2 separate regions of the Mus musculus genome follow, and region 2 is linked to region 1. Evidence: chromatin loops called from intact Hi-C (ENCODE). Cell type or tissue: heart. All regions are shown on one strand. Each heading gives the region's core, and the rest is flanking DNA. Links, peaks and the distances in the headings are about the cores only. Region 1 holds the start of Sap18 (Sin3-associated polypeptide 18). Region 2 overlaps Lats2 (large tumor suppressor 2).

Region 1 (15,448 bases), core at 4,041-12,040:
TTCAGCATCCTGCCTTGGATCTTAACACTGGCTGCTCTGCCTAGATATTTCTTTCCTGCCTGCTCTCCTCATTCTCTCCTGTCTCTGAGCAACTGACACCTGACATTGTTTGCTCTACACTTAAAAACTTACAACCCAGTTCTAGATTCAACCAAGCAGCTTTGCAGTTTCTAAGCATGCCAATCAGTGCTGGGGACTTTCAGAACCATGGAAGGAGAGCTTGCTTTTCTGAACATGCAGAGGCACAACTAAGGTGACATCCATTGTGAGCTGGTCTCAGGCCAGCCAGCTGTACCCTGCACTTTCCATAAAATGATAAGCCCCCACCCTCTAAGCTAGTTGTAGTTTTGTTATTGCAAACAAACCACCGAAAAGTATTGGAGGCTGGTTCCAGATCCCAGTATAGCTCTTGGGTGTTATACTGTCATACTACATAGGACTTACATAGCCAAGTATAAATTCATGTTCATCTCCCAAATGAGTTACCTGCTGCTGAGAGCCTCTGCCTTGGTCTCATGTTTACTGAACATAGTGTGACTTACTCAGATTTAACTGTCATGTGTGCTTCTAAATGCTGTGTTTATTAGCATATGTAGTTCTTACATTTGAAGTAGGAAACTGGCACTTCAAATGAAGTTGAGCATTAATTTTTTTTTTTTCTTTGTGTGTGTGTCCTACACTGTTTTGCACAGCCCCGATGGTCTCTAAAATCTGGGATGTCCTTTCCTTAGCTCTCACCTTGTTCTGTAACCTGACATTTCTCCCTCCTTACCATCAGATCTTGCCGATAGTACATAAAAAGTTGGGTGAAAGGCCTGGAGTGCAGCTCAGTGGTAGTGGTGCCTAATGTGCAGGGCCCTACATTTGATTAAAACTGCGGAAGTTGTGGGCATTGGTCCCTCTTAGGTTTATTGAATCCTTTATCTGGTATAGCCATCTCACATTTTGGAGACAGACAAGCTCACACCATATCCAGAACTGAACCGTGTAGTTTCAGCAATCCTCTTCTTCTTGACACTTGTCATAAGCATCGCGACATCCTTTTCATCCTTACTCTTGATTTTTTGAGAGGCTTTGTCTGATCTTTGTACTTAAGTCCTTGGCACCTGTCAGTGGTGAAAAGCTTGAGTCAAGTGAATCAGGAACACTGCAAGTTTCTCAAACTGAGATAGCCTCTGAAAGTTCACCTCATTCACATTTAAATTATTTTAGCTGGGTACAACCAGACCTATAAGCCCAACAACAGGATGGTCAGGAATTCCAGTACAGAAAAACCCTTTAAGTCACTGTACATGAAGTTTACTTGGAAGTGAAAGCAGAATAGGGTTATACAACCAACCTATGATGCAGAGTAGAGGGACAGGCTGTGTCCCACTTTGGAAACAGTTAATGCTCACTGAAAACTCCCTGTGCACAAAGTTCTCTATTCCACTGACTCCCACACTGGAATGTTATGCAGCTGGGCAAGGGGGGTTGGTTCATACCTTTAATACCAGCACTAGGGAGGCAAGAGGCAGGAGATCTCTGAATTTAAGGCCAGCCCGGTCTACAGATTTTGAATTCTAGTACGGCCAAGGCTACACAAAGAAACCCTGTCTTAAAAAAATAAAAGGCTCTGCATTATCACCACAGCACCTTTTCTGGGTAAAGACTTCTTATTAATGTGACTTTTTAAGTGTTTAATATTAAAACTGTTCTTTGGCCTGGACGTGGTCTTATCTTACACATACCTTTAATCCCAGTATAGAAAGCAAAGGCAGGTCAGAAATCTGAATTCTAGGCCAGCATGGCCTACAAAGTGGGAGACCCCGTCTCACAAACAAGAGCTACAGGGAGCACTTGTTGCTTATGCCAAGGACTCAAGTTCAGTTCCCTGAAGCCACAGAGAGACTTACAACCAGTTGTAATGCTAGTTCGGGGGTCTGACAGCTTCTGACCTCTGAAAGGTCTGTACAGACATAGTGCACATATACACAGGCAAACTTATAAAGTGACAATCGGAAAAACCCAGAATGTAAAGATGCTCTCTGGGCCACTGAGATGGCTCAGTGAAGGAGTCTACTCTATCAAGCATGACAACCTGAATTTCATCCTCGGGACTCAATAGTGGATCCAGAGAACCAACTTCTAAAACTTGTCCTGACTTCCACACACCCCTTCCCCCAAAATAAATGTAATTTTACTTTGATTATTCTTGGGTTTTTGCTTACTGGCCCTAGGAATTTCCTTCTTTGGGAGAAAAAAAGAATTCATGATTTTGTTCTGAGACTGGTTACCTGGTCAAGATTAAGCCTACTAGAATACTTTTAGAAATTTACTTGTCAACTCTAGGAAATCATAGCCATTGGCAAGTGTTTAAGCCAACAGACCAGATAGGCAGTCACTCTGCTGTTTTTTTTTTTTTAAGATTTATTTTATTAATATATGTAAGTACACTGTAGCTGTCTTCAGACACTCCAGAAGAGGGAGTCAGATCTTGTTGCGGATGGTTGTGAACTGCCATGTGGTTCTTGGGATTTGAACTCTGGACCTACGGAAGAGCAATCGGGTGCTCTTACCCACTGAGCCATCTCACCAGCCCCCACTCTGCTGTTCTTAACCACCTTCGTGGTGGAAACTATAGTCATGTATTAAGATTGGGGTTTGCAATCGTATAGAATTCAATAAAGCAGGGCCAGTTGTTCCTAATGCCCATCATGAGCTAACCAAGCAGCCACACCTTTAGCAGCCACAGGAATCAGTCACTGCAGCTCAGTTGTGCAGGTTTTGTGAGACATGCTTAGCAGTGTGGCTCAGCTGTCCCACATAAGCTAGGAATAGAAATGCGTATCAAAGAGTAACTACTTAGTAGCTTTTCCCTCTCACTCGCCCTCCCTTCAGGTGCATGTGCCAGCATGCACATTACACATCTAATAGGAAACAATGACTTCGGGCTCAGCCATCCCATTTACTCTGTAACTACTACTCTAAAGTCTACTGCAAATGTTTAGCTTTCATAGTTCTCCAGTGAGGTCTCCAGCACTCAACAGGCTGTATTTCCATTCTCGGCTCAAGGTAAGCCTCCCTCATAGCCTAGTTTGGATTCATTTCCTCCCTTCACTTGGTGCCCAGAGGCAAAAAGGGGGTCAGATCCCTTAGGACTGGAGCTGTGAGCCATCATACAGATATTGGGAACAGACCTGGGTCCTCTGCAAGAACAAGTGTTCTTAGCCGGGCGTGGTGGCGGATTTTTGAGTTCGAGGCCAGCCTGGTCTACAAAGTGAGTTCCAGGACAGCCAGGGCTACACAGAGAAACTCTGTCTCCGGGAAAAAAAAAAAAAGAAAAGAACAAGTGTTCTTAACCTCTGAGCCATCTCTCCAGCCCTTGCCACCTACTTTTTCGATCATCTAATGCCACAAACATATTCACCACTTTATACAACCCCATGGCTTTCTTATTTTGCCTCTTTAGGGCTTAAAATGCCCTCTACTGCTGAATAAACCCCTACATTATCAGGTGAGACTCAAGCCTCCATTAACTTTTACACCTGGGCTGATTGAACACATGTATTTCACAATACAGCTTTATACAGAATGCTAAGAGCACTTTTCTTCATATTTTACATAAGGGCTTAAAACATATGGACTTTAATATACCAAAGTACATCCAACTCTAATTCCTAAATAAATGTGTTACAATTTGTTGAAAATTTAAAGGCTTAATGGCAAAGTCCGGGGGAAGAAAGGATTAAGTAAGTTTATTTTACAAACTGGCTGAAAAATAACTTCAAGAAAGTCAATAGACTTCAGTAGGGTCTCATCCTCCCTGACGAAGGCGGCGCCCGATTTGGAGGCGTGATGGCTATGTCCAGATAATCCCCTATTTGGAACTTCTGTGACTGCAGGGTCATGGAGTCATCAGTGCCCTTCCTGCCAGACATGGTGCTGCCAATCTCCTTAACTCTGCAGAAAAGAAAGCCAACGGTTAGTGGACTAGAACTGTATCAACAGAACGGTGCAGACTACAGGGGTGATGTATCTCCAGAATTCAAGTGAAGCCAGATCTGAATATAAGCCTATAGCTACCACTACTGTCACTAAAGACAGACACGAAAGGCATTATCCCAAAGCCAGGCATGGTGACATGTGCTTATAATTCCAACACAGCTGCATCTTATCAGAAAGAGAATATATATGTGTGTTGCTGGGGAGGGGACCTGATTTGCAAAATGCAGAAATAACAGGAATTAAAATAACAAGTCACCTACCGATATCCAGGTCTTTTAAGATCCATAAAAACAATTGCAAAATTGAAGTGTGTGCCCTTCTTTCTGGCTTCTGGGTAGACTTCCTTCACTAAACTAGTCAGTTCTTTCAAGGTTGCATCCATCCTGAATTTTTTGAAGAGATAATTATGATGAATATTAGTATAACAAGGACATTAAAAACAGCAAGTTGTGCATCCAATGAGTCATTCGTAGTCCAGTGCTGCACACTATATGATGGCAAGATGGCCTGGCAGGGAAGTCAGTTTGCTGTACAATCCTGGCAACCTGTGTCAACCCAAATAAGGGTCAAAAGGAGAGAACCAACTTCCACAGTTGTCTTCTGACCTCCACAAATCAAGCATCTCATGGAATGTGTGCACGCGCGCGCACACACACACACACCCCTAATAATAACAAAGAAAAAATTGCCTTGAATATTTCCTGAGCTGTCCTCCATGGGGGAAAACAACATCAATAAAATAAAAATCCTGCTACAAGGGCTTAAGGCTAAGGCCTTGTTCTGAGACTACATAACATCATCTGGCTCAGCCATCTACTTATCTGCAAGTAACCAGTACAAATTATTCAACTACACAAAATAACTATTTTCTAAGATACACAATCTCCCATACATTACAGCATCTGAAAGTGGAGTGCATCCTAGAACCAGTGTGCTACAACAGCATCTTCCTAAGTATATGTAATTTCTTGTTCTCTCATAGAATCTTAATGATGGAGGCAAGGCAAGATGGCTGCTTAGCGGGCAAAAGTGCTTGCTGACAGGCTGACAACCTTAGTTTGATCCTTGGAACCCACGTGATGTAAAGAGAACTGCCTTCCAAACCTGTGCTCTGACCTCCACACATGTGCTACGACACTCCCATACGCCACACATACACAAAATAAATCTGCCAGTGGGACGGCTCAGCAGGTAGTCACTTACTACATAAGCTGGCTGTCCCAAGTTCAATCCCCAGAACTCTCAAGTAAATGTGGATAGAAAAATATTCCAAAAGATGTCCTCTGACATAAAAGCTGTAGCACTTACACAATGCACCTATAACACAAAAATAACCAAAAAAAAATTTTTTTTTAAAATAAAGGAATCCTAAAGCCAAGAACATGAAATGTTAAGACAAACTGCAGGCCCCTTTTACAACTTAAGCCATTATTAAATTAAAAATACTTATCTGAACTCAGAACTAAATACAGTCCCTTGTGCTAATACAGCACAATCCAGGGCAAGGTAACTGAAAATGTAAACATGGCAGCAACAGTCAGTTTAGTTCATCTTTACACTGCTTTTGCCAACAAAGAGGTAAGTGAAAGGCAAAGTTGAAATAGCATTCTGTGCACTGGAACAAACGGCAGAACCCTAGAGAGACACTTCAGAATGACAACCCTGATGGAACGGTACCAAGGAGAGAGCTAAAGAACGCCCTGCAGTGTTACTGTGAACGTTACAAATCTCCACATCGCCGTACTCAATGCATGGAGGGAAAATACCCAGAAGGACCACACTGTCCCCCGTTTTCTGCGCCAGGTATTTATTTCTCCATGTTCCTGTAACAGAACTCAGTCTTTCAGACGGAGGGACACTGTCACTCTTGCAGAAGAACTGAGTTCAACTCCCGCACCAACAGAGCAGCTCACAGCCATTTCTAACTCCAGTCCCAGAGATCTGATACCCACTTGTGACCTCAGTAGGCACCAGGCATTTATGCGGGGCACACACATACATGAAGGTAAACACACATATACATAAAAAACAAATTACAATTTGGAAGATATAATATCGAAACTGACACAAACTATACATACACCAGTGTGCATAGTTCAAGTAAAATCTTATTTTTTCATAACTGTATGTAGTTCACTGTGTAATAAAATAAGTTATAAAACTTCAGACAACTGTTACCTTCTTATGTATTTTTGCAACTAAATTTTACCTGGCCAGAATTCATACTCTATTCTGCAATTAACTCCGAAATTTTATATATCGTTCCTAGTGAACTTCAATGCTGGCATAAACTCTGATTTTCTTTTGAGGCAATTTTTAAAAATTAAACAAGCTTTTACAGTCTGAGTGCCCTAGCAGAAGAAGGGTAAGCTTTATAGCAGAAAGTCTCAAGAGCATATGCTGAAAGGTGTGTACAGTAAACACTACATTTTTAAAGTGAAAAACTTGATTATTCCAAGATTTTGATATCCATGTGGTTCTGGAACAATCTCTACAGATAACAGAGAGATAACCCTCTTTAGAAAGCTGGGCTCACGGAATAGAAAAGCAGCACTTAAGCAAAGTCCGGGCAAGCTGGAAAATTCATTTGTTGGGGGACACGGAATTTTAGTATGTGGAGAGTGGCTTAAATTCAGCCGCTACTCAGTAGTTTTCCCTTATAAATTCAATCACTAGCTCGTGTTTTGGATGGGGGTGGGGGGATGGGGGGTTGTTTGTCTGTTTTCCCGAGAAAGGGACTCTTTTGTGGTGTATCTTACCACCGCAACAAAAATGTATTAAAATTCGCCTTTGCTGCTTTTCCAAAGCTATTACAGTGTCAACCTGACACAATCCAAAGGACAAGCCTGTAACGGTCCTAGCTGCGTGGGTCCTGAGCAAGGCAGGTACTCGGAGATGAAACACTTGGGACAGCCGTCCTCACCGTGCAAACACCAAACGCTTTGACACCAAGGGCCGGGGCAGAAAGGGCTCGGTGTTGATGGTGCTTTTTAATATCTTGGTGCTGCGTGGCTCGAGGCTTCCCATTGCCTCCACTCTGCGAACACGGTTCACTCAACAGCCATCTCCCTCCCCGTCCTCTACCATCTTATCCTACCGCACCGTAAGCTACCTACGTATCCTTTTGTACCGGGCGGCCACACGGCGAGAGCGACGCCGGTCAGTTCACTCTGACCTAACGTTTCATCCCCACTCCCGAAAGGCGTCACACGGCGGGCGAGCCCGCCCTGGCTGTCCCCGAGGACGCAGCCCGCCAGGCCCGGGTCCCGCGCGGCTCACCAGGTGTAGATCTGCAGCTCGCTCGAAGGCACGTTCCCGCGGGAGAACTCGTCCATTCGGTGGTGGCGGCCGTTGTTGGTGGTGAAGACCCGCAGCAGGAGCGGGCAGGTCTGCGGAGAAGCAGGGAGTCAGCCTCGGGCGCGCCATTTGGCCTGCCCGCCCACCCGTCCGCAGGCCGCGCCCGCCCTCCCGCCAGCTCGCCGCTGCTGCCACCTCTGCCCCGCAGCCGCCCGCAACCCGCACCTTCTCGCGGTCGATCGGCTTCTCCGGCTCCTTCTTAATTTCCTCCTGGGTAACGCGCGACTCCACCGCCATCTTCCTCCTTCGGCCCGGGAGACGCTCGCCCTGACCTCCGACCCCTGCGGCGAGCATGAGCTAGTCGTCTCTCGCGAGGAAAGGCACGAGGTTTTATAGGAAACGAGTGGCAAGGCGGGGCATCGCATGGCGCAGGCGTATTTCCGTATGTGTGGGTGCACACGCACGCACGCGCGCGCGTACGTGTTGCCTTGGGGAGAGGGGTGGGGCACACGCATGCGCAGTGCTCTACAGGCGTCTTGATCGTTCTTAGTTGTTTTCTTACGTGCTCACTGCCCAGGTCAGCTTAACGTAATATTTTCATGCGTAGTGATGAAAATGTGTAGCGATCACGAAAAACTTAAGAAAATTCACATGACATGTAAAAATATGAACCAGGTAGTCATAGTGATGATAAACCGACTGAACTGGTTAATATGGACCCCCAGTGCAGAAAGGTACTGCAAGGCCAGCGAAATGATACCTTTTCTGTAGATGATGGGGTAAAGCTGTCTGTTTAGGGGCTATGAATGAAATAGGCTCTTTTTATGTCACGCAAAATTCAAGAGAGGCAAATCCAGCGGCATGGTGATGCATACCTTCACCTGGTCTTCAGAGTGTCAGGACAGTCAGGGCTATGTGGAGAGAGCCTGTTTCAAAACAAAAACTACAAAAGTATCAGTGAGAAAGACTGATTGAAAAAACCTTCATGCCGGCCAGTGGTGGCGCACTCCTTTAATCCCAGTACTTGGGAGGCAGAGGCAGGCTGACTTCTGCATTTGAGGCCAGCCTGGTCTACAGAGTGAGTTCCAGGACAGTCAGGGCTACACAGAGAAACCCTGTCTCAGAAAAAGAAAGAAAGAAAGAAAGAAAGAAAGAAAGAAAGAAAGAAAGAGAGAGAGAGAGAGAGAGAGAGAGAGAGAGAGAAAGAAGGAAAGATAGAAAGGAAGGAAGGAAGGAAGAAAGAAACCTTCACAATATGCTATAGATACTAAAACATAAACCCCATAGCTCCATTTTAAAGCAGTTGCTTTAAAAATGAAATCTAGACAGTAAGCATGTAAGGTTCGGAATGTCACTGCTAACCCAGAGAGTTCGTTAAAGATCTGGTGACTGCTTTTAATAGATTGCTTTACAAACAAATCGGATGTAGTATATCTGCAAAAATTAGACACTGCCAGTAGCAGCTGTTGGCCTTGGCACTTCTGAACTCCGGTGAGAAGGCAAGCTGGCACACACTTTGGATTCTTTAGGGTTCCTTGCTAGTCATCCTCTAGTCCTTACAACCCCTTCTTGCTGATAGACTCTAGAGAAAATCTTTGCTAGGAGTATATCCAGAGACATTATGAGAATGCTCTTCACTTGAGGTTCTTACAGAGGACCAGGCTACAATTCAAAACACCTGTAACTCCAGTTCCAGAGGCTCTGATGTCCTCTTCTGGCTTCCTTTGGGCACTGCATGCATGTGGTGCACAGACATGAAAACAGTCAAAACACCCATACACACAGCATAAAAATAAACAGATTTAAGAGGATGTAGAATGCTCATAACTTCAGACAGAAGCTGCTCCTGTAGCGAGGACAAGCCAGGCCTTACTAAATCCTCTATCTAGGACCTCCTTCCCTAAACTGCTGTGCTCCTAGTCGTTAACAGACCCAAGGCAGGGTGGGACAACACAACTTGCTAAATCTCTGCCTAAATTCCTGTCTTGTACCTTCACTATCTGCTAAATTCAGAGGTCCTCCGCCTTGTAGACACCTCTACTTCTACATCTTTATTATAAGCTGCTTTCCTTACTTCTGGGACGACTGCTGGATCCCCATCATACCGCTGCATCCTCTGCCAAGTGGCCAGATTACCAATCCATCACAGGACACCTCTCTGCCAAATCTGGAGTTTTCATTACTTAAAATATTAGCCATAAGGTGGATCTCTGTGGGTTTGAAGCCAGCCTGGTCTGCAGAGTGAGTTCCAGAATAGCCAGGACTATGAAGACCTGTCTCGAAGAAACACACACACACACACACACACACACACAGAGAGAGAGAGAGAGAGAGAGAGAGAGAGAGAGAGAGAGAGTCAGAGACACAGAGACAGAGAACAAAAGAAAGAAAACAGAAAAAAAAACCCACCAACAACAAAATCCACACCAATGAATTGATAAAAAGAAAAAAAAAGTAAAAAAAAGTTAGGATGTCATTCATTTTGTAGAGTTCTTGCTTAGCATACTCAAGGCCCTAGATTTGATCTCCAGCAATTCAAAAACTAAGCATAGTTGCATATGCCTTTATTCCTTTATCTCCACATTTGGGTGATAGGAAGATAAAGAGTTCAAGTCATCTTTGACTACAAAGTAAATTTGAGGCTAAAATAAATATAAGACACTGCTTCAGAACACAGGAGGGAAGAAGAACTACTCCAAGGGATGTAGTGGCTATTCCTGGTTGTCAACTTGACTATATTTGGAATGAACTACAATCCAGAATTGGACAACTCACCTGTGATCCTAATCTGGAGGCAGAGAGATACAAGTTTCTGACCTAGATTTTGTCATGGAAATCTTGAGATATAATGACTATGAATCCCAGAAGATTAAGAAAGGGAGATCTCTGAGTTCAAAGTCATCTGGGACAAAGAAAGTCCCAGATCCAGGCATGGTGGCACACACCTTTAATCTGGGCCACACATCCTGCTGGAGACCTACATAAGGACATTGGAAGAAAGAAGATTTACTCTCTCTCTCTCTCTCTCTCTCTCTCTCTCCTTCACCTGCTTGCTTTGTGGGACTGAGCAACTGCTAGATCTTTGGACTTCCATTTACAGCTGCTGCTGACCATTGTTGGGAGTTGGACTACAGACTGTAAGTCATCAACTAATTCCCTAACTATATAGAGACTACCAATAAGTTCTGTGACTCTAGAGAACCCTGACTAATACAGAAATTGGTACCAGCATAGTGAAGTATTCCTGTGACAACCTGACCATGTTTTGAGGAGGACTGTGGAAGGACTTTGGAACTTTCAGCTAGAAGAGCCATTGGGATGCTAAGAGCTCTGTGGGGTGTTCTGTAGGAGCTTTAAAGATAATGTTGAGAACGGTGCAGAAGATGGAGGCCTGGCTTGTGAAAATTCAGAGGGAAGATTAAGGACTTATTAGGGCCATTGCTGTTTTTAATGTGAAGATTCTGTGGTTTGGGTTAGCTGGGGCTGAAGAATCAGCTGTGATTAACAAGATACCAAAACGACTACAGCAAAACCTTTGCATTACTAGGACTATTGATGCTGGTTAGCTGGAGCTAAGAAATTAGTGGTGATTAAGAAGAGACCATCATCATTAAGGTGACATCTTCTGGGAAGTGTTTTTTGAGAGCACAAAGAGGCTGTGTTCCAGAGATAGCCAAGGTTGTACTGCATGCTGCAGCAGGAATTGGTAATGTGTAAGAGTCACCCAGGTGGTACTGGTTTTGAAGGCATGAAGGGGTCATGCAGAGCAGCTGAGGCTCGGCACGGTGAGAGGCCATGGAAGGCCATTGGTGAAGGTACAGCCTCAGTTGCAATGGATGGCCCAGGACTGAAGGGGTCATGCAAAGGAGTTGAGGTTTGGCACCATGACCTAGGAGAGGCTATTGGTGAAGCCAAGTTTCAGCAGAAGACGGCAGTATTTTAGAGATGCCAGTACCATGAATGACCACCAAGAACAGCAGCAGCAGTGGAGTACAGTCATCTGGAGCCTAGAAGACAAGGTGTGTGCTACAAAGGGCAGGGCTGGAGAAGTGACCCAGGCCCTTGGAGGAGCCCTGAACATTAGTTGCCCAGACATTGGATGGTTGGAGTTTGATTTTTATTTTGATTGTGACTGTGTCCTGATATTTTTCCCTCTTGAAGGAAGAAAGTATTTTAGTGGAACCCACAGTTAAGAGACTTTTAATTGTAAAAAGACATTGAATTTTAAAAGATATTCTATATTTTAAAGGGATTGAAATTTTAATAATTTGCAAAGACTGTGGGACTTTTAAAGTTGTTTAGATCTTGAGGATGAATAAGAAACTAAGGGTTGAGGCTTACTAGTGTTGTGTTTGTGTGTCAAGTTGACAAGGGGTCAATTGTACTGGATGGTTTTGTGTCAACTTGACACAAACTGGAGTTATCACAGAGAAAGGAGCCTCCCTTGAGGAAATGCCTCCATGAGATCCAGCTGTAAGGCATTTTCTCAATTAGTGATCAAGGGGGTGGTGCCATCCCTGGCCTGGTAGCTCTGGGTTCTATAAGAAAGCAAGCTGAGCAAGCCAGGGGAAGCAAGCCAGTAAGTAACATCCTTCCATGGCCTTTGTATCAACTCCTGCTTCCTGACCTGCTTGAGTTCCAGTCCTGACTTCCTTTGGTGATGAACAGCAATGTGGAAGTGTAAGCTGAATAAACCCTTTCCTCCCCAACTTGTTTCTTGGTCATGATGTTTGTGCAGAAATAGAAACCCTGACTAAGACAAGGGACAACAGCTAAATGACTTTACTAAATACAAGTAACAGGCAAACAGACACACCTACATGAGCAGAAAAGGGACCTTTTGAGACAAGGTGTTGCCATGTAGCAGCGGGTGGCCTAGAGCTTTCAGTGACCATCCTGTCCTTTAAATGGGGCATAATGGGCCATCCTAATAGGAATATGGAAGACCTTGTTGCCGAGTTTGATTTGAACTGTGCAGACCTGGCCCGAGAGGGTTCAGTGGAGAAGAATTTCAGACTGTGGCCTAGAGACTGTTCCTGTGGTGTTTTGCTGAGGAATATTTCTGCCCTTTTCTGAAGGCTCTACCTGAGGCTAAGGTAAAGAGATTTATATTAATTGCATTGACAAAGGAAGTGTCAAAAAAAAAGCCCAGCAGACACTTTTTTCTCTGGTTAAGTCTTATGAAGAGTGTTTTGAACAAGCATAGCAAGTTTAGAAAGGAAAAACTATAAAATATATGGTTCAATTATTAAAGGGGCACCAGCAAGTGAATTGAAAAATAAAAGGACTGAGACAATTGATGTTGGTTAGCTGGAGCAAAGAAATTAGTGGTGATTAAGAAGAGATCAGCATCACTGAAGTGAAATCTTCTAGGCATTGTTTTCTGAGAGCACAAAGAAGCAGTGTTCCAGAGATAGCCAAGCTTGTATCTCATGATACAGCTGGACTTAGTAATGTGTAAGTGTCACCCAGGTGGTACTGGTTTTGAAGGCATGAAGGTTATGAAGAGCAGATGAGGCTTGGCACTGTGAGAGTTCATAGAAGGTCATTGGTGAAGGTGCAGCTTCAGTTGCAGTTGACAGCCCAGGACTGAAGGGGTCATGCAAAGGATTTGAGGCTTGGCACCATGAAGAGAGCCTATGAAAGGCTATTGGTGAAGTCTAGTTGCAGCAGAAGACTTCATGTATTGGAGATGCCAGCACCTACCATGGCATGATCACCAAGAACTGCAGCAGCAGTAGAGTGGATCAACCTGAGCTTAGAGTGCTACAGGGGGCAGAGCTGAAGAAGTGACCCAAGTCCTTTGAAGGAGCCCAGAAGATCATGTGTGGATCCCAGACACTGAAACAAGAAGCTGTAACATTGAAGCTGCCTTGGAGACCCTGAGATTTTCAAGATGCCACAGCCATATCTCCTGAGGAATGCTGCTAACATGGAGTGGAACTCGCCCAGGAAAAGAAGATTGTTGCAGTCAACAAAGATGAAAAAGGAGTTGGAGATCTGAATACTGCTTTGACATCAGACATGGAGATGCAAAGTTTGGAGTTTACCCAGCTTGTTTCCTGTGTGGATTTGGGGATTACAGTTAAGTGATTGGATGGATCTCAGAAGAGACTTTGAACATTGGACTTTTAACACTGTTGAGATTGCTATAAGCTATGGGGATTTTGGAAGTTTGGAAGTTAGACTAAATGTACTTTATTATTATTATTATTATTATTATGCTATGGGTAGGTATGGCCCCTATAGACTCATGTGTTTGAACAAGCCTATGGGGGCCAGGGAGTGGAATGTGATGGTTTGTATTTGCCCAGGGAGTGATACTATTTGGAGGTGTGGCCTTGTTGGAGTAGATGTGTCCTTGTGGGTGTGGGCTTTAAGACCCTCATCCTAGCTGCCTGGAAGCCAGTATTGTGCTGGCAGCCTTCAGATGAAGCTGTAGAACTCTCAGCTCCTCCTGCACCATGCCTGCCTGGACACTGCCATGTTCTCACCTTGATGATAATGGACTGTACCTCTGAACCTGTAAGCCAGCCCCAATTAAATGTTGTCCTTTATAAAAGTTGCCTTGGTCATGGTGTCTGTTCACAGCAGTAGAACCCTAGCTAAGACACATAGACACTTGTTTATGGTGATGGAACTGCTCTGTTCTGCCCCAGAATGATGGTTTCTATATCATCATACATTTTCCAGGCCAGTAGAATACATAAAGCCCAGAGAGACCCTAAAGTAGACTATGGACTTGGATAAAGATAGCACTGTGTGGAGGTAGCTGTGTAACCAATGTGGCCTTCTTGGGGACATAATAACAGAGCAGGTCTAGAGGCGTGGCCATGGCTGGAGTAGGGAGGGAATGTAGAAAAGTCAGATTGCACAGACACAGCAAGCAGGGGTTGGGTGGTCTGCATTCTCTGCTAGAAAAAAAAACACAGCACCCAGAAGCTCGGGGTGTTTATAAAGTTGAACAAGAAGACAGGGTTATTGCGTACAGCTGAACAAGAAGGCGGGGTTTGCGGTGTACAGCTGCATCAAGGAGACAGATTTAGCCAGCCTTGGTAGGAGCAGGCTCTGGAGAGAGAGCAGTCCATAAGTATCTGGGCAGGGAAAACTATGGTTAGACATTTTTGGCACACACTGCAAATGCTTTTGCCTTTGGTCCTCCAAAGAAAGCTCTGCCATTTGCCTCTGGGCTTCACCCAGGAGGAAGAGTTTGCCAGGCCTCCATGGATCTGTGGCTCTGGGCTCCCTGACAGGGCCATGAGTGTTTCAACAACCAACTCTCACTCAGGACGTGACTCACCAGACCCCGGCCCTGCTGCAGGCCATCCTGGCTGAGTTCCTCCGTTTATTTTTGTTTATTATTACTTGATATATTTTTGTTTATTACTGATGGAAGTATCATGCAATTCAATTGACCTAGGTTTTTTTTTCACCCCTAAGTTCCTTTTGTATCACTTTAATTCATTGAAAAAATATTTTAAGATTTTTTTTTTTTTTAAAAATGGTCTCTGGTTATGTGTGAGTGTATACCAGAGGGGTGCAGGTCCTCGAAGGAGCTAGAAGAGGGCGTCAGGCCATTGGTGCTGGAGGTGCAGTTAGGACTCACTCCACTGGGGCCTAGGAGCCCACCTCAGCGACTCTGGAAAGCAGGGAGATCTTGTCACCTCTGGGCCATCTCTTCACTCTTTTCTTGCATAATTTTTTGATGAAGCAAGGATGGTGGGACAAGCCTGTGATACCATGTTCAGAGAGCTGCACCAGGAGGACTGTCACAAGTTCAAGATGACATAGGAACTCCCAGGACTGCCAGGGAAACAAAAACGAGAGAGACAGAGAGGGAGAGAGAGAGAATCTCTACAATTTTATGAGAAGCCTGGTAGTTTGTTTGTCAGGCAGGGTTTTTGCTTCCTTTTTTTTTTTTTTTTTATTTATTTATTTTTTTTTTATTTGTCGGGCAGTGGTGGCGCACGCCCTTTAATCCCAGCACTCGGGAGGCAGAGGCAGGCAGATTTCTGAGTTTGAGGCCAGTCTGGTCTACAGAGTGAGTTCCAGGACAGCCAGGGCTACACAGAGAAACCCTGTCTCGAAAAACCATGTATACAGCATTCTGCCTGTATCATGTATACAGCGTTCTGCCTGCATGTACATCTGCAGGCCAGACGAA
Region 2 (15,448 bases), core at 3,077-11,076, 90 kb after region 1:
TAGCACTAGATAGGATATTTCATACAAGAGTTGGACGCTTCGCTAACAATAATAAATATAGCGCTCTGTCCTGTATTTTTTGGCTTTGAACTTGACAACAGCCAGCTAGTATTTTACCCCTGGATCTTCCAGACCTAGAAAAAATACATAATAGGTGTTAAAATTCCTGGAGCATGGTAAAGGCTCACTACTAGCAGAGACTGGACCACCCTGCCGTCACTCCTCACAGGGAGGCCTCTTAGCTGAAAGAGCCATCTCAGAAGATGCTGTCTGCTTGGACACTTGCCCTGTGAGGTTTCATCTTAGCTGCCCTCCTTTAATGTGAGTGTGTGTAGTGGCCACATTAAAAATAGGAGTCTTGGAGCTGGGAAATGGCTCAGTCAGTAAAGTCACGCTTGCTGAGCATGTGTGAATGCGTGGGACCCAAGTTCAGATTTCAAGCATCTATGTAAAAAGCTAAGCATGGCAGTATGTGCTTGTAATCCAAGCTCCTGGGGCTTCCTGGCCAACCAATCCAGCTAAATTAGCCAGCTCCAGGCTAGGAAAACCATGGTGGACTGCAATAGAGGAAGAGAAGATGCCCAGGATCCCTGTCCTCTACACACGCACGCGCACGCGCACGCGCACACACACACACGCACGCACACACGCACACCAAAACAAACAAGATATACCCTCACAATGCCCTGTTAGGAGAAAGTGCAGCTTTCCTGTGTGTCTAAGCCCTTGGAACAGGCCAGTAGGAGATATAGGGACTGAGCCAGAGCTGGCGCATGCTGACTGGGGCTTGTGAAAAGGAGCGGATGCTTCAAAAAGTAGCTAAGAGTCAAGAGGCAGAGAGCCTCCCGGGTCTGGCCTGCTTGATGCTTCACCAGTGTGGATCTCTGTGGAACTGCCACACAGCCACTGACAAATTTTTAATGATAATTTTACAAAAGCTTTCTAGAAGCCCAGTGATGTGTGGTGTTCCTATTTCAAGTGTTTTAAAGAACTTTGCTTGTCAAAGACTCTGGATTGCTGGCAATTTTTTTTTTATCTCTAAGCAGAACTCGAGTTTTTTTTTGTTTTTGTTTTTAAAGTAACTGTCTTGAATTGCATTTAAGATAAGCATAAGTCCTTAGAGATCATTTGTGAGAAGAAAAATGTCATGTAGATTGCAAGAGCAGTTTCTGCAGAACTCCTTAGAGGAGAGGGTGGCAGCAGAGCAGGCCCAGGAGTAAAGTCCTTCATGATGCTGAGCCAGGGGAGCAGTCTTGCCTACCGACCTCTTGGAGCTGACCGTGCAGACGTGAGCTGAGCAGAGGGGCACTGCAGTGGCTGGCACCCTCCCTTCTTTCTCCCTCCCTCCTTCCAACTTGTAACTGACAGTGGCTGTAAACTCAGTTTCTGGCCCAGGTTTTTACTGTCACTGAAGGACCCAGCTGGTGCTGACCGACGACAGTGACTTTGCCAGTGTTTATGAAAGCAGTAAGAGTAACAGAACATCTCACGTGTGCGTGCATGTGTGCGTATGTAAACCTATGCATGTGGAAGCCAGAGGACAGCTTAGTTGTCCCTCAGGCCTCATCTGCGTTGTTGTTGTTGTTGTTGTTGTTGTTGTTGTTGTGTCTGCTCACTGTCCTGAAACATGCTGGCCCCGGGTCATTCTGGCCCCGGGTCAGTGGTCTGTTCTCCCCTGGGCTGGAATGTCAAGTCTTGTCTCTACACCTTGCTTTGCTAGAAGGAGTGCTGGGATTTGTTTGTTTGGTTGATTGGTTGGATGGTTGGTGTTTGTGGGTGTTTTGCCTGCGTGTATGTGCATCACCTGTGTGCCTGCAGAGTCCATCAGATCCTGCTACTGAGAGCAGATCTTCTGGAACTGAGTTACAGACAGTTGAGCCTCCAGATGGGTGCTGGGAATCAAATGGAAGTCCTCTCCACGAGCAGCCAAGAGCAGTCAATGCTCCTAACCACTGAGCCACCTCTCAAAGACCTTAAAAAGAAGTGCTCTGTGGCATGTGTTACAGAGCTGTGCTCTTCACAGCCCTTCTCATGCCCACTTCTTATCAAGGCTGTTCACCCATCTTGTGCTTTGGCTTGCTATTACAGAGACAAACCACACCTACTTTGTACAGTAGGACTTTGTACAACTTTCTTCATTGTGTGGTAGCAATTATTCTGTAATGATGGGTGTGGCCAACGCAGCTGATGAGCTGTGGTGACACTTGCACCACTGTGATGAACTGTGGTGACACTTACACCACTTCCCTTCTTCAGTTGTCACACTGAAGAACATTTAAGTGGACAAGTTTCCATTGTAGACAGGAGAGGTACACAGTCTGTCTCTGCTTGTGTGAGGCAGTCACCAAGAGTGGCCATGTTATCTTGGGCTGTGGGGTTTATTTTGCGTATCTTTAATTTGGGGCCAGTTCTCCTTTTTCCATTGTGTCTGTGTGAGCCCTAGCCTTGCTGCTGCTCGCCGGCATCCTGAATATTTGCCAGTGTGATGGCCGCTCACAGGCATCGCTCCTGTTTTGTGAAATGAAGTTTCGTGTTTACTAACAACATGCAATTTCTTGGACTATGTGGGTTTTGTCTGTTAGGTCCTGGGATTGAATCTAGGGCCCTGTACTTGCTGGGGCAGGTGTTCTCTCACTCAGCTCCAGCCCCCATTCAGACTTTACCTGTGTGAGCCTAGAAAACAACTAGTCAGGCTGAGGTTCCGTCTCTTGGCTTGGAAAGATAAATGTCCACAATTCAGAGTACAGAGCACAGGGACCATGCTCACAGCTCCTGGTTCTTATTGTTGTTGTTGTTGTTGTTGTTGTTTTTGGTGGTGGTGGTGGTGGTGGTGGTGGTGGTGGTGGTTCTTCAAGACCAGGCTTCTCCGGGTAGCTGTGGCTGTCCTGGAACTAGTTCTGTAGATCAGTCTGGCTTTGAACTCACAGAGATCTGCCTGCCTTTGCTTCCTGAGTGCTTTGCTCAGTTCCTAGGTCTAAGCATGCCTTGGTCTCGAGTCATTCTGAGGGGTGCTGCCACCCAATGGGAGAGACCCTAATTGTCTAAAGCAACACGAGCTAGACCAAGAGTTTGGTTGGTTTGTTGGGACTGACCAGAGGAGGCCCCAGCAGAGTCTCAGGAGACTCATATGGACCTGTAGTTCAGGGTGTGGACAGACCATGGCAGCTGGATACAGTGGTAAGCCTACTTTGGTGTCGCACCAGCCTGATAGTACAGCTGCTCACCTCTGCCCTCCTGGATAACTCTCCACAGAGTGGTGAGGTTGTTCGTTTTAGTTGAAGATACAGAAGCACAGCTCTCACCTCAAAGAAGTAAAAACCATGTGTTCTGGAGCCAGAACCAGAGTGGCCATGGCCCTGAGCAGAGAGTTAGGCTCCTCCAAACACATGTGCAGCTTGATAATGCTGGCTTGAAGGTTTATGGGAACCAAATAAATAAAGTCACAAACCAAGGAAACATTAGGTGGGCAGAGCAGGAAGATCTCAGCCATTGACCTTAGATGCCATCTGAGCATTCTTAGCCTTTGGATTACAGGAAGTTTGGTGTCTATTTGTACATTCCAAGGGGATTTACCTCGTAGTCACAAAGGTGTTAGCCATACTCAGGTGGACAAGGAGTGGCAACTAAGGGGAATTACACATAGTGTAGGGTATGGCATGGGTGCTGGATGGCTTTTAAGGGGATGGGTCAGGACAGGGGACGGGTGAGAAGGGACTAGAGTTCCAACAGCAGCAGAGACTACTTGTGTGTGCAGTGGAGGGGTGCTAATGGTGCCTTTATTTACTAAGCCTTATTTCCTGAACATAGAGCTAATACAGAACTCTCAGGACAGTCTCATCTCGTCTCCCCACCCAGGAATCCCTGTCCCTGAGCTTATGTTCTTTCTCCACATATGAAAGTCCTCAGTGTACTTTGGATGAAAAACTAGAGGCCCTGATTCAAATAGTGGTGGCTGTTGCCGTGAGGAAATGTGTAGGCGGACCTACACGTGATGATCGTTATTTTGTAAGAGGTTCTCTTCATCCTGGTTCACATGCATCCATCACAATCCATCACTCTTAGGCCCCTTTAACTTCAATGCTTTCATATTCTGTGTTTATACGCATCAGTTTGGGCTCATGTCACAGTGCATAGCATGTCACAGTGCACATGCACAGGTCAGGACAACTCTTAGGAGTTGGTCTCTCTTGATGCCTTGTGGGGATTAGACTCTGGTCGTCAGGTCTTTGCACTAGCATATCTGCCCGCAGAGCCATCTCACTGCCCCAGGCTCATTATTTAAAAAGCCATTTATTTACCTGTCTCTGCTAGGAGTAGGCTCTGCCTGCCTCTCTGCTCTTGAGAACCCACCATGGGTCAGGGTGTGTCCTTCCCGGTGCTCTGTCAGTCAGTCCCTTAACATCTCTTAGGATGAAGCTTGCAGATCCACCCACCCCCTGCCTCCTGCCTGGCCCAACCCCACCCACAGGCTGGGCTCTGCCTCTGGTGCTCTCTCCCTAATTTGTTGTTAGGTTTTCTCTGGTAGGAAAGCCTGGTGTCTGAGTACTTGGCAGGTGGTTTCTAGAACTTTCCTGTGCTCTCCTTTTCTATAGATCTGTGTTCCCTGTGCCTGGGATGCACCTCTCCAGCTCTCCAGTGCTGGCTGCAAAAGGCTTCCTGCTGGTCTCTGTGCCTGAATGAAGATTCTGCCCCCCCCCCCCTTAAAAAAAAAAAAAGAGTTACTTCCACTGAAAGTAAGGTACATGATCACTCACTCTGTAGATTTCGTATGTTTCCTTTGGGGCTTTTTCTTGGGGTAGAGGGCTTGTTTTGGTGAGTCACACACATTAGTTTATAGAATATCTGAGGCCTTGAAGGAGGGATATCTGGTTAGACAGATAAGAAAGGAGGTAGATCCCAGTGGGTGAGACTTCTGTGTCTTCTCAGGTGAGTTGGTGTCACCTGGAGCTGTTAGAGCTGAGGACTTCCTGCTTGCAGCTGTGACGGAGAACTGGTTGCACACACACAGGCACACACACACACACACACACACACACACACACACACATGCTCACACACCCCCACCCCTAAGAGTTCCACTTGCTTAGACCATGGCAATGATGCTTTAGAAAATGCTGCAACTGTGACTGCTGGGTACTGTTAAAGCCCGACTCTCCCTTCTCACCTGAGTTGGTTTTTACTTCATAAAGACTGAAGTGCATTTTTTCACGAAGATTGGATATTAATAATAGAGTTTGACATACCTTTTAAAAATATAATGACTCTGAAGTAAAGATTAGCCCAGTTAATACTCTAGAGCTCGTAAAGACACAGATTGCTAATCCCTGAGCGCTGTTTACAGGTGGGGTGGTAGAAAGCTCTGGCTGTCCTGAAACTCACTATGGAGATCAGGCTGGCCTCTGCCTCACAGAGATCTGCCTGCCTCTGCCTCCAGAGTGCTGGGATTAAAGGAATGAGCCACTGTACCTGGCAGATGAAAATATTTTTCTGAAGAGCAAAATTTGAGTTTATCCAGGTGAAAACTTAGGTGATAAAATCATTCAAAATTCAAGGTCAGCAAGTGGCTGTGTTTTCCAGATTACACACAGAGAAAGCAGTGGTTATCAGTTATTGGCACCATGGAATAAACTATCCTGTGGCTTAAAAGCAGCAGTGATTCGTCCTTGCTTATGACTCTAGTTTGGCTAGGCCCCGCCAAACAGCTCTGCTCTCTGTGGCATCTGCTGAATGTTGGGGTGGAGCTCCGTCCAGGCTGCTCTGCTGAGGCTGGGCGCAGACAGTAGCTCCACTCATAGGTCACTGCAGCATGCTGGCGGGGTCAACTGGGTGCTTAGCTATATGGACCCAAGGAGAGGAAACGGAAACAGCCAGGCTTTGTGAGGGTGAAGCCCAGAACTGACATCGCACTGGCAATGAATAGGCTTCATGCCAGTCTATTGTTTGGAGCAAATAGAAGGCCCTCGGCTTGTGCAGACAGAGTAGGGGCGGGGGACAGGGAGTGCGGGCACGCATGTTTGGTCACTAACATAGCCAGGGACAGAAGAATAGAAATATAGACCCACAACTCCTGGAGTATGCGTGTAGCTGTGTAGAAACTACTAGGGGTTGTGGGCAAGTTTTCCATCAGGTAAAGCCTGAGGCTCTTGTATCTGCCCCTGGTGACGGAGTTTTTCTTTATTCTGTCAAACATCTCTGGAGGCTTATAGAGTTGAAAGGAGCTCATCCAGTTCACTGTTAATCTGGAGAATTTGGGATCATCCATAAGTAGGAGATAAAAATAGCACAGGCTGTTTTTATTATAGCAAGATTTGATGCACGCTAATGTTCTTATCTTCAACAAAAAATTAATGACTTCAAACTGAAACCGATTCAGCTGACTTCTTTTACTCTTTCCACTTAAGCTCTGCTCGAAAGCCTACTGGGTTGGCGCCAGGAGACAGTGAGTGTTCCCACCCTGTTCACATTGACCTTCTGCAAGTGTCTGATGATAGAATTGTGATTGTGGGAGCTTCTCCATGCCTGTGCTGTGTACACCCTGAGAGTCCATGAATAATTAGTCTTCTCCACCTCTAGAAACTCAGGCTGTTTCTAACTCTGCCCGCTGCTCCTCTTTGAGGCGCAGATAGACTGTGACGGGTGGCATTATGAGATGGGCCTTTTAACTATGGCTCAGTTAAAGTGGCCTGAAAGTAAATTCCAAGAAGAAAAATTTTAATATTTTTTAAGTTACTTAGTGTATGTGTTAGGGTAGCAAGTTCCTGTGTGGAAACAGCCTGCCTGAGCTGGCTCTCCTTCCACTGTGTGGGTTCTTGGCACAGTTCAGATGGTCAGTCTTGGTGGCATACCCTTCTCCTATTGAGACATCCTACTGGCATAACTTTTCATTCTTCTTCTTTTTTTTTTTTTTTTTTGCAGCTTTATTTTATGTGTGTACATGTATGTCTGTACACCACATAGTCCCTGGTGTCAGGAGAGAGAGTAGCAGATCTCCCTAGAACTGGGGTCTCTGATGGTTGCTGGCCACTGTGGGGATGCCAGGAAGCTAACCCGGTCCTCTACAAGAGCTACAAGTGCTCTTACATACCTAGTCAGCTCTCCAGCTCATAACTATTCTTAAAAATATTTGCTTGAAAGTGTTTTTTGTTTTGTGATTTTGTTTGTTTGTTATTAATAACTTTATTGGTGCTGACAAGCTGGAAGGTGCCGTTTTTATTAGTGTTTGGTCATCGGCAGGGTTGCCAATTTTTCCTGTTGGTCTAGTTTTAAAACAGATTTCTTCCTCAATCCCCACTAAGTTACCTTTGAAAATATATTTTCCTCAGCAATGTTCAGCATAGAGCCCCGAGGCAGGCTCGAAGGCTGATCTCTGGACTGAATTGCTCCTATCTGGCGCACAGGGGTGGGTGGAGTAGCAGCTCCCTTTCTGTCTCATACACCAAGGCTGCGTCTGTTCCTAGGCTTCTGGCTTTGCTGGAACACGTTCTCAGGGCCATGCTGAGCTCCAGGCTCTCTCTATAAAGCACAAAGGCTGGGAAGATGGGTGGATATCCTGAGTTTCACAGTCCCCTGGGGCCGTATTTCTGTTTAGAGCTGACAATTGTCAGTGGGAGGCCCTGAAACACTGTTCCTCTGTGCTTCCAGAAGGTTCCTGGAAGCAACTTCGAGAAAGGCAGCAGTCAGCCTGAGGAGGACAGCGGGTGGAGCGGGAGACCTTGGCCGCTGCTTAAGCCTCTCTGGCACCCTCCCCTCCGCCCCGGCCTGGGGAGCCACATGCTTCTCTTTGTTCTCTCCATGAAATGAAATCCTTTAGGCTTTGAGACAACATTCACTATGGCCTGCAGACCCAGCCCCTTCAGCCAGTCGCTCCCCTCCTTGGACTGAAATCACAAGTTGTGTGAGAGACTCCGACCAGCAGCCATAGACTGATGCGGTCACGGGAAGACCTAGCAAGGCCAGAGCACTCCCATCCCTAGGTTTTCAGCCAAACCTCAGGGCTGGAACGTTAAAGCATGGGCTATGGCTTTGCTAATGTTTGAAAAATGCTTCCTCACCCGGATGGGTGGGAGAGGATCTGCATAGGAAATTCTTTCCTTCATACATAATAAATTGTCACTGAATTTAAATAACTCACAGTCACAAGGGATGCTAGTAAAACCATTACACTTTATAGCAACTGTCAGCCCAGTCCCTGCATGGCTCTGAGCTAGGTGAACCTGGAAGAAGAGATTCACTCCCACAGCCCTTACTTGTGTGCACAGAGAAAGTGTGGGAAGTGAGCCACAAAAGAAGAGTACTGTCACTGGCGCTTCCAGCGTGGCGGGAGCCTCTGGTGGGTTGGTTCCTGTCCTGTGGGTAGGCAGACTGACAGGCAGAATGGTGATGCAGCTGTAGCAGAGAAGATTCTCTCAGGCACAAGCTAGCCGTGAGGTCTTGCTGGAGCATCCAGAGGGCACCTGAGCCTGCTGCCCAACACCCAGTACACAGCAATCAGGGGCTGGACCTGCAGGACAAGGGAATGAAGAAATGACACCCAGCCAGACACAGCGAAACAGAAAAGCTGACATGGGCAGATCTGGACTCTCAGATGGAGAAGCTGCAGAGTGTCTATTGTGTACAGTTGAACAGAGAGGTTATTGGTACAGATTATAAGGGGCAGGTTTAGCTAATATCAGTAGGAGCCAACTCTATAGGGGAGCAGTGTTCAGGCAGTCTTCATGCGGATAGGAGAAGCTTTGGTGAAAATTCTCTGTACACACTTTAACATCCACACATGGATCCAGGGAGAAGGGTTTGCCATCTCTACAAGCCTAGCCTGGGCTTGAGGTACCCCAGAGAAAACCAGAGATAGGTATTAAGGCCTGGTGAGGGGAGCGCAACACATTGTTTATGTAGCTATGGTTAAAAGGATAAAATATGAAGTATTAGAGGTATTTGATAACAAATGCACATAAATTATTTAACTGTCATCTTTATATTTTCTACCAGAGACATATAAGATGCTTCTGAGAAGGACAGCAGCTGATGTTGAAATGGTCCTGGGACACAGGGACACCAGTGGCCCACTCAATCCCAGAGCAGCCCTAGGTAGCTCATTCCTCAGATGAGCAGATATGCTCAGACCTGGTAGAAGGTTTGAGAAAGATGCACAGATAGATGCTAGGCAGCAGTAGAGTGTGCACACTCATGCACTGACTCCCACTGGTGCAATGTTCTGAGAAAGGAAGGGGAGAGGTCAGGTTACTGTGCTGGGCTCTGCCACACTCGGGTCTCAGGAGACTTCTCGCCATGTCCCATTGTGACTCTACATGTATTGTCCTTGACACTTAGACCTGTGCTCCTGGTAGACTTAGAAACAGATTCTAGACTTCCTTTAGCTCTTAACTAAAGAGCCGAAGGAGGTTGGGGGCGGAAATTAGTAGTAGAGCATTGCCAGAGTGTGTGAGGGAGGGCCTGGGTCCCACCCTGAGCTCCACCAAAGCAAACGCCAGTAAGTATTTGGATTTGTGCAGGAGTGTACATGAGTTAGTGTTTAGAGACTACAGATTTGCTACCCATCAGCGATGGACACATATGCAAAGGGCAGAACTGAAGGTTTTATTTATGAACATGCTGGTTCATGAATGTCACTTGGTCTTATGATTTAAAACATGCCTGCTCTTCCAAGTCTTCGTCCCAGGTTTCATAGACTCCACCTGTCTCAGTCCCTAGATCGGAAGCGCAGGAAGCTCACGGATCTTGAAGTCAGTGGGGAATTTGGCTTCATACACAGGTGGCAAGCTCTTCTTGGTGCTTTTGCTTCCCTGGCTGCTGGCAGGGCCTGAATGGAAGGAGCTTAGGCAGGTAACTTAACCTAAAGAGACAGCCAGTTCACACTAAGCAGCTGGACTGTTAGTGCCAAACGGCCTGTGGTTAGGGGCAGCTCCACTTGGCACATTTTTAATGGGAACAAAAGGCTCCAAGTGGTGAGCTGAGATGCAGTCTTGAGAGTGTGTAGACATGACCTCATCGCATAGCTTGGCCATGAAGTAGGGAAGGTGAGGTGTCATCACCAGGCTGCAGGTGAGGTGGGGAATGCTTCATGTCTGAGCTCTGCTGCTTTCCTACCCGGGAATCCCAGGTGGTGAACCTTGGTCCCGCCACTGTTTCCCAGCCTGCTTCTTCAGCTCTCACTCCAGCCCCTCCTCTTTGTAGTGGTTCCCAGACCTCCGTCAGTTCATCTTGCTTCCTTTGACCTGCAGTCTGTCCACTCCCAGGTCTGGCCGTGACTTTCTGGTGTGTCCTGTCTCAGTTGTCAAACAGCCAGGAACAGAACATCATTTAATGGTAGATGGTTGCGTGGTTCTAGGCCCTGTGGAGTGGGTGGATGAAGCTATGAGGGATGTGGGGTCCAGACTCTGACAGAGTTCTTACAAGTCTTCCTCCCCCACCAGATAGAGTTTCTCTCTGTAGCTCTGGCTGGCCTGGAACTTGCTCTGTAGACCAGGCTAGCCTGGAGATCCACCTGCCTCCCAAGTGCTGGGATTACCCCACCATGCCCAGCTGTTTTCTCCCAGTCTATCTGTTTATTTATTTATTTATTTATTTTGGTTTTTCGAGACAGGGTTTCTCTGTATAGCCCTGGCTGAACTCACTTTGTAGACCAGGCTGGCCTCGAACTCAGAAGTCCGCCTCCCTCTGCCTCCTGAGTGCTGGGATTACCCCACCATGCCCAGCTGTTTTCTCCCAGTCTATCTGTTTGTTTATTTATTTATTTATTTATTTTGGTTTTTCGAGACAGGGTTTCTCTGTATAGCCCTGGCTGAACTCACTTTGTAGACCAGGCTGGCCTCGAACTCAGAAGTCCGCCTCCCTCTGCCTCCTGAGTGCTGGGATTAAAGGCGTGCACCACCACGCCTGGCTCCTCTCCCAGTCTTAAGGAAGTGGACTGGGATAAATGGCCAGGTGTCATCAGGCCTGGCCAGGAACAGTGAGGGTAGTACTTCTCTGTTCTGCAGCTAGACTGACTACTACTAACCAGCCCTCCATGTCCCCTACTGCCTACCATTCTCACCAAAACCTACCCCCTCTCAGTGCTTCTTCTCTTAGCTGCCTGGCCATGTCACCTTCTGCTTCCTTCATCTCTGCCCCAGAGTGCCTGAAGCTCTGCACCCCGTGTTGCCCCCAGCTTCATCTTCAGATTATGTGTGTCTGTGTTTGAAAGTTCCCTTGATATTACAAATAGGCAAAGCCAGTGATAGCCCAACCCTAGGTGGGGGTTCCCTGTCCTATTACATGCGCCTGGGTGTTGCCGCTACCCTCCTGGTGTGCTCCACCTACAGCTCCTTTCTGTCTAGCCCATCAGCCCTGAGTAACTGTCTCCACTTGGATGGGCTTTCCACCTTTTCCAAGTACATCTGTCCTTGAAAGGATCTATGCTTTCCCTGGGTAGACGGGAACCATCTTTTCAATTCACGGTAATGTCACTGCCCTCTCCTGTTGTGTGTTCATTCTGCAAACACTTTTAGGGGACAGAGCTGTATGGATGTGGACAGAGCTCCAGGGGCTTCATGACGACTGTCTTGGGCAACTCCTTAACTGCTGCAGATAGCAGAGGACGTTGTCAACAGGAGGCATTCAGTAAATGTCTCATAAATGTGCCCATCCATGCATTTCCAGGGATCCCAGAGTTAGCACAGAGGTGAACTGGGATCTCCTTCTCTAAGGTAACCTGTCTTCGTAGCTTCAGTCTGGATCCACCAAGCCAGTCACTAAAGTTCCTCCCTCCCTCCCTTCGTTTCTTCATTCCTTCCTGTGAGTGCTCTGTCTGCATGTATACCTGCATGCCCGAAGAAGGCATCAGACCCCACTATAGATAGTTGTGAGCTACCACGTGTTTGCTGAGAATTGAATTCAGGACCTCTGAAAGAACAGCCAGTGTGTTATCTCCCCAGCCCCATCACTGAAGTTCTTTAAAGAGCCTGAGTCTCTTTCAGGCCAACTATCAGAGACCCCGAACATTCTTGACACAAGCTCTTATGTCAAGGTCCATGGTGTAATATGTGCCTATGATCCCAACGGCCATCTCAGCACCTGATAGGGCCCCAGCAGCCACAAAGAGGAGGCACAGGTGGCTTTGTGGTAGTGAAGAAGATGATGATGACGACGACGATGACGATGGTGACATTCCTTGCTTCCTTCCTAGGAGATGGCTGGCAGAGCGCTCAAGCAGACGGGCAGTAGGAGTATCGAAGCTGCCTTGGAGTACATCAGTAAGATGGGCTACCTGGACCCCAGGAATGAGCAGATTGTGCGAGTCATCAAGCAGACCTCCCCAGGTGAGGCTACTATACAGTGTGTCATAGGAAAAGGCTTGTGGTCTGAGAGCAGGAGACCTGCACAAAGAACCAGACCTAGTCAACCCTGGAATTTAACCTAGGTGCTCACATGCCCCGCCCCCATCCCTTTACAGCAGCCTGTGTTACTGTCTAGAGAGTTCGTGTGTCTGCTGAATATTTCCATCTTTCAGGGAAAAAAAGAGTTAAGAGTTGAAATTTTAAAAATCTTTTATTGGGCTTAAGGTCTTTGAAAAGAGAGGCTTATCAATTCCAAAATCACATTTTTTTTTTCTCACATTCAGTAGCAGGCAGCTCTCAAGGCCTGCAGCTGTGAGCAGTGTGTCAGCTTTGGAAGGGACAGGTTGTGATGGTCCTCTCCAGAGATGGAGTAGATGCTCTGTGGTTCCTGGGGCATGATGATGGGTTTATGTACTCCCTGCTCCGTGGAAGCCCTGCAGGAAAGGCTTCCCGTGGTAAACGAGGACATTGTAAGGGCTTCCCGAGGGTTTGCGTTGTGGTGGGGGCTGCACAGTTCTGGTTTCCTGAGACAAGAAATTCCCTCACCAGCTCCTAGCTGGTTCAGGAGTCTGTCCTGAGAATGGTGCTGCAGGGAACAGGCCCAGCTCCGTAGCCACTGTCTGCCTTCTTGTTTTTGGTGTGTTGTGCTGGCCACATTTGCTCAGCCCAGGCAACACAAAGCCCTCCATCAGCTGTAACTCCTGTTCAGTGCCAAGGTTGTTGGGTAATTTCTGTCAGGTGTGTGTTAGCGGTGGGGTGGGGTGGGGCGGGGCTTATCCCTACGAGTGGATAAGACCCCGCCTTTGGACTTGAGGATTCAGGGCCAGATCTAGCAGAGCGGAGGAGTCTGTAGGAGATGAAAGGAGCCTTTGTTCTTTCTAGGCAGCTGCTTTAAATGAGGAGTTTCAAAATGGAGAAGTCGGGATAAGGAAGCAGCAGCCGTCTGTGTGTCTGGGTGTTGGTCAAGAGAGGGACTCTTTGTAGATTTTTTTAAAAAGGAATTTAAAAAATATTTTAATTTTGTTTTTAATGGGAACAGTGCACTTGATTGCAAATATTTTGCAGGGGCAGAATTCCCCCTAAGGCTGGAGTCCCAGGCAGTTGGGAGCTTTCTGACGTGGATGCTGGGAACCAAACTCAGGTTCTCTGCACTTTTACCTTCCGGAGCCATTTCTCCATCTCCTCTCCATCATTCTGTTCTCACTTAATGTTGGGTATAGATCACTTTGTCCTTAAAGAAAGAAACTGCCAGGCAGTGGTGGCGCATGCCTTTAATCCCAGCACTTGGGAGGCAGAGGCAGAGGCAGAGGCAGAGGCAGAGGTAGAGGCAGAGGCAGAGGCAGAGGCAGAGGCAGAGGCAGGTGGATTTCTGAGTTCCAGGACAGCTAGGGCTACACAGAGAAACCCTGTCTCGAAAAACTCAAATAAATAAATAAAATAAAATAAAATAAAATTAAAAGAAAGAAACCCAACAGAGCCTTAATTTGGAAAATAAATGAAAGGAAAATGAATATTTGGACAGTGAGTACAGTTCTGCCCTTTGTTAGGAAAAGTAGACTTTCTAAACATGACACTACGGGGCCTAGCAAACACAGAAGTGGATGATCACAGTCAGCTATTGGATGGGTCACACGGTCCCTAATGGAGGAGCTAGAGAAATTACCCAAGGAGCTAAAGGGAACTGCAACCCTATAGGTGGAACAACAATATGAACTAACCAGTACCCGTGAGCTCTTGTCTTTAGCTGCATATGTATCAAAAGATGGCCTAGTCGGCCATCATTGCAAAGAGAGGCCCATTGGACTTGCAAACTTTATATGCCCCAGTACAGGGGAACGCCAGGGCCAAAAAGGGGGAGTGGGTGGGTAGGGGATTGGGGGGGTGGGTATGGGGGACCTTTGGGATAGCATTGAAAATGTAAACGAGGAAAATACCTAATTAAAAACAAAAAAAACAAAAAAAAAAAAACATGACAGTAAGTAGACTTGGCTCCTCCCAAATAACTGCATGTCATGGAGAAAACCGTGTTGGCTGTCCAGGTAGTCCCTTAGCATGGCTGAGCCTGACCTTAGGAGCCAAGTCGTTTAAGGCACTGTACCCCCTCTGGCCCATACATAGCCTTCCCATTTGCTCTTTGACCTTCAGCCCCATGACCCATTTTCCCCTACCTTGTGTGCCACTTTAGTGTGACAAGTTTCTGCTGGTACTGGACATACCCTGCCGGGAATCTTGAGAAGACCTTGTATATTTGCCGAGCCCCAAAGATGAGGCTACTCTGGGAATCAACCTGCAAGTAGCAGCCCACCATGTGCTCTGAGGCTGACTTCTCACTCTTTCCTCTCTAGGAAAGGGCCTGGCGCCCACCCCGGTGACTCGGCGGCCCAGTTTCGAGGGCACAGGGGAAGCACTCCCATCCTACCACCAGCTGGGTGGTGCAAACTACGAGGGCCCCGCCGCACTGGAGGAGATGCCGCGGCAATATTTAGACTTTCTCTTCCCTGGAGCCGGAGCCGGCACCCACGGTGCCCAGGCTCACCAGCATCCTCCCAAAGGGTACAGCACAGCAGTAGAGCCAAGTGCGCACTTTCCGGGCACACACTATGGTCGTGGTCATCTACTATCGGAGCAGCCTGGGTATGGGGTGCAGCGCAGTTCCTCCTTCCAGAACAAGACGCCACCAGATGCCTATTCCAGCATGGCCAAGGCCCAGGGTGGCCCTCCCGCCAGCCTCACCTTTCCTGCCCATGCTGGGCTGTACACTGCCTCGCACCACAAGCCGGCGGCTACCCCACCTGGGGCCCACCCATTACATGTGTTGGGCACCCGGGGTCCCACGTTTACTGGCGAAAGCTCTGCACAGGCTGTGCTGGCACCGTCCAGGAACAGCCTCAATGCTGACTTGTACGAGCTGGGCTCCACGGTGCCCTGGTCTGCAGCTCCACTGGCACGCCGCGACTCGCTGCAGAAGCAGGGTCTAGAAGCCTCGCGGCCGCATGTGGCTTTTCGGGCTGGCCCCAGCAGGACCAACTCCTTCAACAACCCACAACCTGAGCCCTCACTGCCCGCCCCCAACACGGTCACCGCCGTGACGGCCGCACACATCCTTCACCCTGTGA

The links. Hi-C counts contacts between places; a loop is a spot of excess contacts. Peaks named below come from ENCODE experiments on the same cell type or tissue, not always from the same donor. Only the 100,000 strongest peaks of a DNase experiment are listed, where the experiment ranks them.
Region 2: a loop joins it to region 1, with 3 times the contacts of the local background. A loop is called at or near these places in 2 of 42 quality-filtered maps.

The regions. Positions count from the first base shown.
Region 1 is chr14:57,790,416-57,805,863 of GRCm38, reverse strand. Sap18 (Sin3-associated polypeptide 18) reads right to left here and starts at 7,675. Exons shown (of 4, transcript NM_009119.3): 1 at 7,510-7,675; 2 at 7,267-7,376; 3 at 4,248-4,370; 4 at 884-3,942. The coding sequence starts at 7,638. The coding sequence ends at 3,786. It overlaps Mir3077 (microRNA 3077), which reads right to left and starts at 7,440; the gene lies at 7,377-7,440. In heart, for the core only: CTCF peaks have their summits at 8,263 and 9,027 (motif pointing left); a DNase peak (open chromatin) is centred at 7,703; H3K4me3 peaks cover 2,946 bases; H3K27ac peaks cover 2,051 bases.
Region 2 is chr14:57,699,788-57,715,235 of GRCm38, reverse strand. It overlaps Lats2 (large tumor suppressor 2), which reads left to right. Exons shown (of 8, transcript NM_015771.2): 3 at 12,182-12,314; 4 at 14,678-15,448. Among named protein-coding and RNA genes, the nearest start is that of Gm26440, 9.7 kb to the right of the region's middle. In heart, for the core only: no CTCF peak of the experiment used is centred there; DNase peaks (open chromatin) are centred at 5,865, 7,545, 8,005 and 9,285; H3K27ac peaks cover 711 bases.